Linked DNA regions of Homo sapiens: all the other regions are linked to region 2. A link is a contact called in ENCODE Hi-C or POLR2A ChIA-PET data. All regions are on one chromosome and are shown on one strand. The core of a region is the stretch at or near the end of the contact, and the rest is flanking DNA. Distances in the headings are between cores, read along the strand shown. Region 1 overlaps RAB3B (RAB3B, member RAS oncogene family). Region 2 holds the start of NRDC (nardilysin convertase). Region 3 overlaps OSBPL9 (oxysterol binding protein like 9).

Evidence for each region. Hi-C counts contacts between places; a loop is a spot of excess contacts on that map. ChIA-PET counts read pairs that join two places held with the same protein, here RNA polymerase II (POLR2A). Pooled maps may share reads with other maps.
Region 1: a loop to region 2 is called in a pooled map, with 2.1 times the contacts of the local background. The contact joins the enhancer-like site here to the promoter of NRDC in region 2. A Hi-C loop is called at or near these places in 1 of 50 pooled maps. POLR2A ChIA-PET finds 5 or more read pairs at or near these places in 9 of 52 experiments (GM12878, HEK293, HEK293T and 6 more).
Region 3: a loop to region 2 is called in a pooled map, with 2.9 times the contacts of the local background. The contact joins the enhancer-like site here to the promoter of NRDC in region 2. A Hi-C loop is called at or near these places in 6 of 50 pooled maps. POLR2A ChIA-PET finds 5 or more read pairs at or near these places in 3 of 52 experiments (BJ, CD8-positive, alpha-beta T cell and Caco-2).

The regions. Positions count from the first base shown.
Region 1 is chr1:51,972,207-51,976,447 of GRCh38, reverse strand. The region is part of intron 2 of RAB3B (RAB3B, member RAS oncogene family); the gene reads left to right. It also overlaps the pseudogene RNA5SP48. Among named protein-coding and RNA genes, the nearest start is that of RAB3B, 16 kb to the left of the region's middle. Within about 2 kb of position 2,712, at least 2 of the 41 ENCODE cell types and tissues checked have a DNase peak (open chromatin) inside an H3K27ac peak, as active enhancers do; they include GM12878, where a contact is called at or near this core.
Region 2 is chr1:51,876,394-51,880,986 of GRCh38, reverse strand. NRDC (nardilysin convertase) reads left to right here and starts at 2,260. Exons shown (of 31, transcript NM_001101662.2): 1 at 2,260-2,712. The coding sequence starts at 2,372. RefSeq lists silencers at 18-215, 2,173-2,222 and enhancers at 969-1,522, 1,913-2,092, 1,976-2,270, 3,939-4,470.
Region 3 is chr1:51,766,107-51,770,734 of GRCh38, reverse strand. The region is part of intron 12 of OSBPL9 (oxysterol binding protein like 9); the gene reads right to left. Among named protein-coding and RNA genes, the nearest start is that of MIR761, 68 kb to the left of the region's middle. Within about 2 kb of position 1,559, at least 3 of the 41 ENCODE cell types and tissues checked have a DNase peak (open chromatin) inside an H3K27ac peak, as active enhancers do.

The sequences.
Region 1 (4,241 bases), core at 1,463-3,962, 95 kb before region 2:
TAAATGTTAGCTAAGGTATCAGTTATCTACTGTCGTATAACAAATCACTTCATAAGTTCATAGTGCCAGACTGGGCAACATTGTGAGACCTCATCTCTCAAAAAAATAAAACAAATTAGCTGGGCATGGTGGTGGGCTCCTGTAGTCCCCATTACTTGGGAGGCTGAGGTGGAAGGATTGCTTGAGCCCAGGAGGTCGAGGCTGCAGTGAGCCATGATCATGCCACTGCACTCCAGCCTGTGCAACGGAGCGAGACTCCATCTCAAATAAATAAATAAATAAATAAATAAATAAATTGGTAGTGTCAAACAACAATAATAATTCATTATCTCATAGTTTCTGTGGATCAAACATTTGGGAGTGGTTGGGGCCTCTCATGAGGTGTAGCCAGATGTTGGCTTGGCTTGCAGTCATCTGAAACATACACTGGAGCTGGAGGATCTTTTTTTTTTTTTTAAGACGGAGTCTTGTCCTGTTGCCCAGGTTGGAGTGCAGTGACATGATCTCAGCTCACTGCAACTTCCGCCTCCCGGGTTCAAGCGATTCTCCTGCCTCAGCCTCCCGAGTAGCTGGGACTACAGGTGCCCGCCACCATGCCCAGTTAATTTTTGTATTTTTAGTAGAGATGGTGTTTCACCATGTTGGCCAGGCTGGTCTCGAACTCCTGACCTTGTGATCCGCCCACCTCGGCCTCCCAAAGTGCTGGGATTACAGGTGTGAGCCACCGCGCTTAGCCTGGGGCTGGAGGATCTTAAGACTGCACACTCACATGTCTGGTGCTAGCTGTTGGCAGAAGGCCTTACTTCGTTCCCATTTGGCCTCTTAGAGTGTCTTCACAGAGCTGCTGAAGTGTCTTTATTTGCATAGCAGCTGGCTTTTCCCAGAGTGAGAGATGTAAAAGGCCAGAGGAAGTGGCAATGTCTCTTATGAGTTAGCCTTAGCCTTACAGCGTTCTGTTGGTCACTGATTCAGCATGGGAGGAAACTACACAAAAGTGTGGATATTGGGAGGAAAGTATCACTGGGGACCATCTTGGAAGCTGGCTGCCACAGCTACTATTATTATTAGTATCTGCCAATAGTACTAATAAATTATGCACATATTTTAGATGATATAGCAACATGTAGATCATATAGTTTTCAAAAATGAATTAGTACCTGGATTGGAAATTTTGAAAATTTGTGATTTAAAGTATTTAAAACATGTATTATTATTATTTTATTTTATTTTTTTCGAGACAGAGTCTCACTCTGTCACCTGAGCTGGAGTGCAGTGGCACTATCTTGGCTCACTGCAATTTCCACCTCTTGGGTTCAATCGATTCTGTTGCTTCAGCCCCCCAAGTAGCTTCAATTATAGGCGTGTGCCACCACGCCTGGCTAATTTTTGTATTTTTAGTAAAGATGGGTTTTCACCATGTTCACCAGGCTGATCTTGAACTCCTGACCTCAGGTGATCCACCCGTGTTGGTTTCCCAAAGTGCTGGGATTACAGGCGTGAGCCACCACGCCCAGCCAAAACGTATGTTATTTATTATCTTTCTATTCTGCGTGTTAAATGTACATTAATACATTATGCATATATCTTATTGGGGCAGTCTGTATGTAGTACTTTTCTTTTTACAAATTATTTCCCATATACTATCTCACAATTAACACTATGAAGTAGGTACTACTTTAATACACTCCTGTTTTGCAGGATAAGAAACTCAGAGATTAGTTAACTTGCCTTAGGTCAACAACACTGCTATAAAGTGGGATTTCAACAAGATCTTCTGATTCAAAAGTATGTGCTCTTTTCTCTACACTGTGCATCTGAGGTATTATAGAGTTCATATTTCCCTTCATGATAATGTCAAATATTATATAGGGATAAAAGTTCATTTTGTTCATTTGCTCTCTATTAAAGGCATTGAGGAGTCAGAGATCATTAGAAATAGAAGAAGCTATACGGGTCGTCTAGTTCACTGATTCCCAGACCCATGGCATCAGCATCACCTTGGAATTTGTTAGAAATGCAAATTTTCAGGCCCACCTCAGAACTATTGAGTCAGAAACTCTGGTGGGTGAGTGACAACCATCTGTGCTATAACAAATTTTCCAGGTGGTTTTGTGGCTGGCTAACATTGTAGAACCACTTAGTTTAACTAGCTTGAGGTGAAAGTCAACATGCATTTACTAAAAGCACCTATTAGGTGCCAGGTGCTTTCACTTGTGTTATTTGATATCATCCTTACAGTTCCATGCACAGGGGGATGTGAGAGCACAGAATATTTGGGGCATGGTGAGCAATACAGTAAAACTGGATCAAGGTTGTGAAAGAGCAGAGAGTGGGTGCTGAGAGAAATTTGCTGGAGAGGCTATAGGTGGCAGATTGGGGGTCAAAGAGATCTTCCACAGCAAACAGAAAGTTCTTGTCATCGGTCAGAGGATTCATGCTTGATGATTCCTTAGGGAACTGAAGAAATTATTAGAGCTTACTTTTAATCTTTGAACATAAGATATTTTTTACTGATATTTACTATGTGGATTGACAGAAGTGTCTTTGTTTGACCCCCATATCAGATGGTCAGATAGCCTACACTCAAAAAATCTTGAGATAGGAGGAGGCATTGTGCCCTTCTGAGGGGTTGACAGTGGACTGACTCACTTCTTTGTTTATGTTCAGCCAATTGTGAGCTTTTGTGGTTTTCTTGTGCCTGGGTAAGTGGATTTATTGATTACATGGTCTAGTTTTAACTAAATGAAACCTCATAATGGATATGTGGCTTTTAAAGAGTCCTATAAAGAAACCTCTGATTGAAGACTATGCTAGAAGATTATAGTGAATCCAAGTGAGCATAAAGAAAATGGCTGAACTGGTGTTTTTCCAACTCCCAACACAAGTTCATTGTCAGCCACGTTTCGAGGTAAAATCAATGATAATCTAATTAGATACGACATAGTCAATCTCCCATCCAAGTACTAACCAGGCCCAACCCCTCTTAGCTTCCGAGATCAGATGAGATCGGGCGCGTTCAGGGTGGTATAGCCATAGATGACATGGTCAATCTCATTGCTTTTGCTGAAGGAAAATTAGCAAAGGGTTTTTATGTGTGTGTATGTGCTTTTATGCAGCAAAAATAAAGTTTTCTGGACTATTCATGAATACATTAGATTTTAAACATTTAAATATTGTTTATTTTAATTTTATATATTTTAATATCTTGTGTATAGAAGTAGACATATAGATATATAATCTAAAGAATACACATATACTGTGTGTGCTGTACCTACATTTTTCTTACTTAAAGGGATGTAAGTTGGAGACCACCACCATAGGCACTGGGGAGCCATAGAAGGGTTTAAACAAGTTAGATTTGCATTTTAGAAAAATTCCTGGCTTCAGTTTGAAGGGTGGATGGAAATGAGGCAAAGAAACCAGGGTTTTGGATCCAAACTCATCAAATTGTATACATTAAATAAGTGAATTTTTTTGTGTATCAATTATACCTCATAAAGGCTATCTAAAAATTAATAAACAAATATAGTAGTGACCAGCTATAAAAGAAAGGAAGCAAGCAAGCAAGCAAGGACTTGGGTAAATTATATGGGGCTGAACTAAGTGTATTATTCTGCTCTGGCTGCCATAACAAAATACAATTGAAATTAATTTTCTCACAGTCTGGAGACTGGAAGTCTAAGATCAAGGTGCCAGTAGGGTTGATGTCTGATGAGAGCTCTCCCCTCGGGCTGCCTTCCCACTCTGTGTTCTTGTGGCCTTTCCTTGGTGCATGGGCATGGGGGAGAGATAGTGCAAACTCTTTGGTGTCTCTTCTTATAATGATATGAATTCTGTTGGATCAGGAACTCACTCTTATGACATCATTTAACTTCGATTACTTCCTTTGAGGCCTCATCTCCAAATACAAGCACACTGAGGGATGAGCAACACTCCAACTCAAAAAAAAAAAAAAAAAGAAAAAAGAAAAAAGCATAGTGTATACTGTATAGGATTAGGTACTATCTAGGGCTTCAACATACACATTTTGGGAGGACATAGACATTCAGTCCATAACGCTAAGAGTGACAAAATGACATAAGGGATGGAAATGAAGAGAGAGATTTGGAACTAGAATTTACAGAATTTGATGATCAATTGCTGTCCCCTCTTATCCTTGGTTTCACTTTCCAAGATTTCAGTTACCTGGGGCCCTCTAGATCTGAACATACTAAACAGAAAATTCTAGAAATAAGCTAATA
Region 2 (4,593 bases), core at 1,011-3,510:
CCTAACTCCTTATCTTCCTATCCTATACAATTTGTCTTCATTGCATTTATTGTTTTTTGTATATGTGAGACAAAGTAGCAAACATAAGAAGCCATGTCTGCTCATTCTGTTTACCAGCAGAATTTCACAAACTCTCTTGCCAGCAGAATTTCACAGCCTCAGTGACTGCGCACAGCCCTCCAGAATACCCTGAAAATATGCAGGATAGAGCACAAGTTCCCATGTCTCTTGCCTGAATCACTGCATTTTTAGAAAAGATAAATCCAATGATGCTCGACCTTGCCTCTTCCTGTACATTTCTGACAGGATTAATGACTATGCCTCCATAATCTATAAACATGTGTACTCTTCCACCTAAACCTTCATGAGATTTTGCTCTAGTGTAACTCCTGAGTACATTTTTTCTTTTTTATTAGAGACAAGGTCTTGCTCTGTCACCAGGCTAGAGTGCAGAGGCACAATCATAGTTCACTGTAACCTCAAACTCAGGAGTCCCAGCAATCCTTTTAACTCTGCCTCTCCTGTAGCTAGGACTACAGGGATGTTCTACCACGCCTTGCTTTTTTATGTGTGTGTGGAGACAGAGTCTTGATATGTTACACAGGCTGGTTGTAAATGCCTGGCCTCAAGCAATCCTTCTGCCTCAGCCTCCTTAATCACTGGGATTACAGGCCCAGCCTTTCTGAGCACATTTGATTTAACTTCCAAGCACATGCAGAGCGGCCACCACCTGTATAGAAGCTGCGGGCTGAAACACTGCTTTGGAGCAGTCTAAAAAAAAAACTCTCTGACTCTCCCAGGTGGCAGTCCTCAATAAGACTTCTGAAGAAAGCTAACTTGAATTATTTAAAAGCCTGATTTACTTTAGTTTACATATTTTACAGTTCCTTCCCATTAGGATGCAAGCTCCCCCAAGGCAAGGCTTTAAATTTTTGTTGTCGTTGTTTAGACAGGGTCTCACTGTGTCAACCAGGCTGGAGTGCAGTGTTGCAATCACGGCTCACTGCAGCCTCGACCTCCTGGACTCAAGCGTTCCTCCTGCCTCAGCCTCCTGAGTAGCTGGGACCACATGCACGCATCACCAAGCCTGGCTAATTTTAAAAAAGAATTTTGTACAGACGGGGGTCTCACCATGTTGTCCAGGCTGGTACCAAATTCCCAGGCTCAAAGCAATCCTCCCGCTTCGGCCTCCCAAAGTACTAGGATTATAGGTGTGAGCTATCACTATCACGCCCAGCCTAAGGCAAGTTTTGTTTTGTTCATGGTTGTATTCCTTGCATTTGGAACTCAGAAGAGGCCTCGAAAACCTTGAAGATACAGTAACTATCAACACATCTCCCTGCTTCACGTCTTTCCCCGCTCATTCGTATGTATGAGCTATGATCTCTTACCCCATGGTGTCAGTATAGTGCATCTTACTAATTTCAGCTGCTTTTTAGCTTTCATTTATGTTTGTATTTCCGTCACATTTTACATTGCTAACCAAAGACCACTGCTAGCGGGAAAAACTGGGAAAGGAGACTTGAAGGCAGCAGACGCTGCAGCTGCTCGATAAAAATTGGCCGAATTTAACAGGAGGCTGGAGGAGCTAAAAAACGTTTTCACACAGAAGAGTTAGCACATCCAGACTGGTCTTTTTAGCACTTTCTTAGGGCTTGAGGATGAAACCCCACCACTGTCGGGCCGACTGTAGGGTAGAGAAGAGCCAATTAGTATTTGCGGCGCTCGGGAGCAGCGTCCATCCGGCGGGTGTAGGAAAATACTTCCGGCGTTCTGGTTTTTTATGTGCTGAGTCACAGCCGAAGGCTCGCCCCGGGTCTGAGGAGTAGGGTACCCAAACTATGACACGAATGGGAAAATTTAAAACTTTGGAATTAATTCTCTGCACTCGTTTCTCAGTTTTCTCATTAGGGGAATATTTTTCTTTGACACGCGGAGCACTACTCAGTGGTTTCCACAAAACACACTCGTACGTCATAAACGCGCCGGGGGCCCTTCTCCCGTCGTCCTCCGCGCCACTCTCTCCGCTTCTTCTCCCTCGCCCCGCCCACTTTGGGTTTCGAAATGTTCGCTGGCTGTTCCGAGAATCAGTCCGGGTCACGTTGGTGCCTCTCCTTTCCTGTTCTGATTGGTTGCTTACGTGAGCGTGACTACTTTCTTGCCTCATGATTGGCTGAAATCAGTAGCGTCATCGGCGGCCGGGAGGGCGGAGGGACGAGGGAAGTCGGCGAGAGGGAGACTGGGTTGGGGGAGGGGTTCAGGCCTGTTCCCCGCGGCTGCGGCAGCACCAGGGCCGGCCGCCACCGCCTCTAGAACGCGGAGGAGGTGGGTCCTGGGAAGCGGGATGTCCATCGCTCCAGCTTGGTGGTGAATGCTGAGGAGAGTCACTGTTGCTGCAGTCTGTGCCACCCGGAGGAAGTTGTGTGAGGCCGGGCGGGAGCTCGCGGCGCTCTGGGGAATCGAAACGCGGGGTCGGTGCGAAGACTCTGCTGCTGCCAGACCCTTTCCTATTCTGGCCATGCCTGGAAGGAACAAGGCGAAGTCTACCTGCAGCTGCCCTGACCTGCAGCCCAATGGACAGGATCTGGGCGAGAACAGCCGGGTTGCCCGTCTAGGAGCGGATGAATCTGAGGAAGAGGGACGGAGGGGGTCTCTCAGTAATGCTGGGGACCCTGAGATCGTCAAGTCTCCCAGCGACCCCAAGCAATACCGGTGAGGGAGGAGGCTTGCAATGGGGAGGCGAACAGTGTGCCGGCTTCTCTGTCGGTGCCGCCGTCACTTCTTGTCTCCATGTCTCCCAATGGAGCAACAGGGCACACTTTCCACCCCAAATGCTTCCTTGGGTGGAGGTGGCAAGCGTGATTAGAGGCTTCCCTGTGGTGTCAGCTGGGCAAGTGGGAGATCTTGGGTTGTAAGACGTCAGAATGGGAGAAGCTTTTCGAGTCATTTGAATACAGTCGCTAAAGCAAGAATGAAGGTTTCTTTGAGGAACGCAGCCTGAATGGTGAGGGAGTCTTGGTATTATGTTACCAGGAAAGGTTGACGGAGTTGGATACTTTAATTTGGAGGACAGGATATTTAAGGGGCATATTATCACTATCCAAAATATTTGAGGGACACTTAAGTGATAGGTGAAACTAGTGGACGAAAGTTACCAGAGGATGGTGTGGCTTCAGTAAAGTAACTTTGCATCATATTTGGCCTAAGTTGAAGTGACTTGTTTCCATGGGTAGTTCTCCATTACCAAAACGGTTGGGCGACCTCGTCCAGGAATATATTAGAGAGGGCTTAGGTCTCAGTTGGGTGAGTTGTAAGGTTTCTTCTAACCTTGAAATTCTCTACTTTTGGTTTGTACAGGAGTTCTCTAAACATTTCTAATAATTGGTGATTCAGTCCCCACCTGAGTATTTTCCTTCAGAGGTAGCTTATTTCATGGAGTATCATGACTATGATGTATCTTGCGTGTGTGTGTGTGCGTGTGTGTTTTAATAAGAGTCTGGGTCTTGCGATGTTGCCCAGGCTAATTTCAAACTCCTGGGCTTAGGGAATCCTCCTGTCTTGGCCTCCCAAAGTACTGGGATTACAGGCGTGAGCCACTGTGCCAGGCCTGGACTTTGATGTATTTTAAATAGAGTTCATATTGTCCAATAACTTCGTTGAACAGGTTGAGGAAATTGAGACCCAAAGAGTTTGCTTCTTGCTCTGAATCACACAGCTAAATAATAACAGAGCTGGTATGATGACCCCTACTATCTGACACCAAATTCAGTGTATCATTTGCTGATTTCCTTTTTTTTTTTGAAACGGAGTCTTGCTGTGTCACCAGGCTGGAGTGCAGTGGCGCGATCTTGGCTCACTGCAACCTCCGCCTCCCGGGTTCAAGCGATTCTCCTGCCTCAGCCTCCCCAGTAGCTGGGACTACAGGTGCTCGCCACCACGCCCGGCTAATTTTTTGTATTTTTAGTGGAGACGGGGTTTCACCATATTGGCCAGGATGGTTTCGATCTCTTGACCTTGTGATCCGCCCGCCTCTTCTCCCAAAGTGCTGGGGTTACAGGCGTGAGCCACCCCGCCCAGCCCGTTTGCCGATTTTTTACAAATTTCTTGCTTATGTGAATTGAAAGCTGAAGGATTCTAGTTCTAAATTTGTTATAAGCCCCTACAGCGTTAGCGCAAGAAACAACCTTATAGATAATCTTTTCCACTTCCCACCACACCTCTTTGACAGATGACACTTAGCTCCAAGTTCAGGACCAACCTAATTTCTCCTTTCACTTCAAGTCTAGATATATTTTCTCCAGGCTGCCAGAGTCAAGAGATCTTTATAAATGAGCTAAATTTTCTTTCTCATCAAAGATGTGATTGTACAGGTTGAGTATCCCTAATCCAAAAATCCAGAATGCTCGGAAATCCAAAACTTTATGAGCGCCAACATGACACCACAAGTGAAAAATTCCACACTTGGCACCTTTGCTTTTTGATGGTTGGTTCATGTACACAAACTTTGTTTCATGCACAAAATTATTAAAAATATTGTATAAAATTATCTTCAGGTTATGTGTATAAGGTATATATGAACCATAAATGAATTTT
Region 3 (4,628 bases), core at 310-2,809, 110 kb after region 2:
TCTTGAGTAACTAAGTATTACTTCTTTGATTATTTAGTAGTATATATCACAAGGTATTATAACTAATGTCCACCTCACCAGTTTTGAGAGGCAATGGAAAATATGTCTAAAAGATACAGGTAAGAGAAATCAAATGATCATTAAATGACAGAACTGGGGCCAGGCATGATGGCTCACGCCTGTAATTCCAACACTTTGGGAGGCCAAGGCAAGAGGATCACTTGAGCCCAGGAGTTTGAGTCTAGCCTGGGTAACATGGTGAGACCCCATCTCTACAAAAAATAAAAAATTAGGCTGGGCATGGTGGCTCAGGCTTGTAATCCCAGCACTTTGTAAAGCCAAGGTGGGCAGATCACTTGAGGTGAGGAGTTCAAGACCAGCCTGGTTAACATGGTGAAGCCCCATCTCTACTAAAAATACAAAAAGTTAGCCGAGCGTGGTGGCATGCGCCTGTAGTCCCAGCTACTTTGGAGACTGAGACATGAGAATCGTTTGAACCTGGGAGGTGGAGGTTGCAATAAGCCGACATCGCACCTCTGCACTCCAGCTCCAGTTTGGGCGACAGAGTGAGATTCTGTCTCAAAAAAAAAAAAAAAATTAGCTGGGCATGGTGGTGTGTGCCTGTGGTTCCAGCTACTGGGGCGGCTGAGGTGGGAGGATCACTTGAGCCCATGAGGTTGAGGCTATAGTGAGCTGTGTTCGTGCCACTGCACTCTAGCCTGAGTGATAGAGTGAGACCCTCTGTCTCAAAAAAAAGCATGAAAGTTACCTTTAAAATGCTTTGTGCCTCTGTGATGTATCTCAAAATAGAGTCAATCTTTTAAATCAATTGACCTAAAAACCCCAAATCCTATAACATATGAATCTTATTTTAGATGTAATTTCAAAGGTCCTATTTATGCTGTGTTTTTTCTCCTTACCCATGATTAGAAACCATGTCTGAGCCAAGTGAAATACTCAGTAAGACTGTAAATTGAAAAAAAATGGGATAAATTTTCAGCCATTTCATAATTTACCTTGTTCAGAACAAATGATATAAAGAAAACAGTTAAAAACAACACCTATGTATACAGGAAAGTTTTATCTGCAATGGGCTAAGTTGTCTAGAATTTAGGCATAAAATCATAAAGTATGCAAAAACAATTTAAAGCTATGAATTATAATAATAATTTATCGAGTACCTTGTATGCACCATACACGGTATGTCTATATCTACATTACAACCCTAAGGAAAACACAATGACGCTCATAATACACAGACGCTCGGAGGTTCAATGACTGGTCTGAAGTCATACAGCTGGTGAGTAGTGGAGCCATTTCAAACACGTCTGGCTCCAAAGTACAAGTTCTTTCCAACATGTACTTTTATCTAATTTATAAATGTGTAAACTACAGTGCTCAGTGCCATAGTTACACAGAAGCTATCATTAGTATAGGTCTTTAGAAAAAGAACAGTGAAAGGACTTAAGCTTTCAAGTTCTCTTCCTTCAGAAAGAGAAAAACAAAAAATAGTAAAAAGAAATTTGACCTCAGTTAGAAAATCAGCAGTAGCAGCTGATGACCAGCAGGTGTCACAAGCTCAAATAGCTACAGATGCCAGGCAGAGAATATGTGGATAGGACCAAGACATAAGATATATATGGAACTGGGGAGTCAGCATACCCAACCTGAAAGAATCTAAAGCCTTGTTAAAACAAAACAAAAAACAAGTCAACAGAACACTGTGCTGCCCAAATAAAACATCTGCAGTCCTTACTGGTTTGGGCTTCTAGATTAGAATATACAAACAAGGAAGAGTGAAATTGAGGGAGAAAAGGAACACAGAGTGGGTTAGTTGGACATAAAAACTTAACTCTGGACCCTTTCAAAGAGATGTTCATGAACTGTGTGTTTATTATGGGACAGGGTACTGGGAGAGCATAGAAGGAACCTTAACAGCAGGAATAGAAGAAGCCCATGAGCCTGTGCATGACTTTGTAGACCTGCCTATTACAGGTACAACAGGTGTTTTAAATGTTTCGATTTCATAGAAATTTTGGGAGAATCCCTCAAAACGGAGCCAGAGAGTGTCTATCAGTGATGTTACCAAGAGCTAACCACATATTATCAAGCTTTTACTGAATACAGTCATATGCTTTTAAAGGATGGATACATGAGTGATTTACTAGCAAGTGACATTCAATTGCACTTTTTTAGAACAATAGCTAATGTATTGTCTTTAGGCCAGGTGCAGTGGCTCATGCCTGTGATCCCAGCACTTTGGGAGGCCGAGGCAGGCGGACAGCCTGAGGTCAGGAGTTCGACACCAGCCTGGCCAACATGGCAAAACCCCTCCTCTACTAAAAGTACAAAAATTAGCTGGGCATGGTGGTGGGCACCTGTAATCCCAGCTATTCAGGAGGCTGAGGCAGGAGAATTGCTTGAACCCAGGAGGCCGAGATTGCACCATTGCACTCCAGCCTGGGCAACAAGAGCAAAACTCCGTCTCAAAAAAGGCTGGGCGCGGTGGCTCATGCCTGTAATCCCAGCACTTTGGGAGGCCGAGGCGGGCTGATCATGAGGTCAGGAGATCGAGACCATCCTGGCTAACACGGTGAAACCCCGTCTCTACTAAAAATACAAAAAACTAGCCAGGCGTGGTGGCGGGCGCCTGTAGTCCCAGCTACTCGGGAGGCTGAGGCAGGAAAATGGCGTGAACCCGGGAGGCGGAGCTTGCAGTGAGCCAAGATGGCGCCACTGCACTCCAGCCTGGGCGACAAAGACTGTGTCTCAAAAAAAAAAAAAAAAAAAAAAAAAAAGACGGTCTTTAATTCTCTTTTAAATAAAATAATGACTGAACCCTTCAAAAATTAATAATAACCTTTCATTTTCGAATTTTCTTCCAAATGCTTATTTTCTTTTAACCCCATTATTATAAAAACTTTTTTTCCAAAATTAAATTTCTATTGGCAAACTGCTAACAATGGTTTCTCAATAGTTTATGTTTTAACATTCAAAATGAAAAAAAGAAACCAATATGCTAAACTAAGCCCTTTCTGCTACACTGGCCTTCTTTAGTTGTAGATTTAAACCTCCCTTCCACGTCTTAACTATATATATTCACCTAGACCACATAGGACTGGCTGAAGGTAATTGGCTTGCAAATTTACATTTAATTATTTCCAAATTTGTACTGTGTTAAAAAGCAAAAACCCTAGCTATAGTAACAGTATAGTAACAGTCCCCTGAGAAAGCAGAATTAGAAGTAATTCCCAACAAAAACTAAGCTATTAATACATCTACAACAAACACAAGTAAAATGAAAGTAAATCAGTAATTCTACTTCTTTTTTTTTTTTTTTTAAGACAGAGTCTCACTCTTGTCACCCAGGCTGGAGTACAGCAGCCCAATCTCGGCTCACTGCAACCTACACCTCCTGTGTTCAAGAGATTCTCCCATCTTAGCCTCCCGAGTAGCTAGGACGACAGGCGTGTGCCACCACACTCAGCTAATTTTTGTATTTTTTTAGAGACAGGGTTTTACCATGTTGCCCAAGCTGGTCTCAAACTCCTGGGCTCAACTGATCCTCCCACCTCAGCCTCCCAGATTGCTGAGATTAGGGGCATAAGCCACCACACCTGGCTCCCTAAACTGTTTTTGTTGTTGTTGTTTGTTTGGAAACAGAGTCTTGCTCTGTTGCCCAGGCTAGAGTGCAGTGGTGTGATCTCAGCTCACTGCAACCTCCGCCTCCCAGGTTCAAGTGATTCTCCTGCCTCAGCCTCCTGAGTAGCTGGAATTTATAGGCATGTACCACCATGCCTGGCTAATTTTTTTTTTTTTTTGGTATTTTTAGTAGAGATGGTTTCACCATGTTGGTCAGGCTGGTCTCGAACTCCTGACCTCATGATCTGCCAGCCTCAGCCTCCCAAAGTGCTGGGATTACAGGCGTGAGCCACCACACTTGGCCTCCCTAAACGTTTTTAAATAAAATTAGTGCCTTAAAGCCAGTGCAGAGAGACAGATTTGAGGTGGACTTCCATTTCCCTGTAAGTAGACTTGCAATAAAAAGCTTTTCTTTCCTCAAAAACCTGGGACTTAGTAATGGCTTCTAGCACATTGGGCAGCAAGCCCCTTTTGCTCCATAACACTGTAGGAAATAAATTTCTGTTGTTTATAAGCTACCTAGATTACTGTATTTTGTTATGGCAGCTTAAAGGGACTAAGATACCATACCACGTATTTCATTAGATTATAAATGTCTGCCTATTCCCCCAAAAGTTCCCTGTGGGCAGGGCCTGGATCTTTGTAACCTTGATATCAACCTAGCACAGTGCCTGGCTGATAGGTGTTGAATATTTCCACTCTAATTAAAAAAAGAAAAAAGTAATAGAAACCTCTTATTTGTATAATGCTTCATAGCTTATTCACTCTCATTGGACCCTCTCCTAATGTTGGTACTGTAGAAACGGCCAGGGTTCAACTAATAACGCTGGCACATTACTATAGGTGATGCTATTTATTCCACTTGGATTAACTTAGGACTAAAATCAAAACTCTCACAGAACTGGCTTTGCTCAATAAGCCAACCAAAAACAAGTTGTCCATACAACTATTATACATCAATAAAAAAACTTCTATTAAAAAGGTTG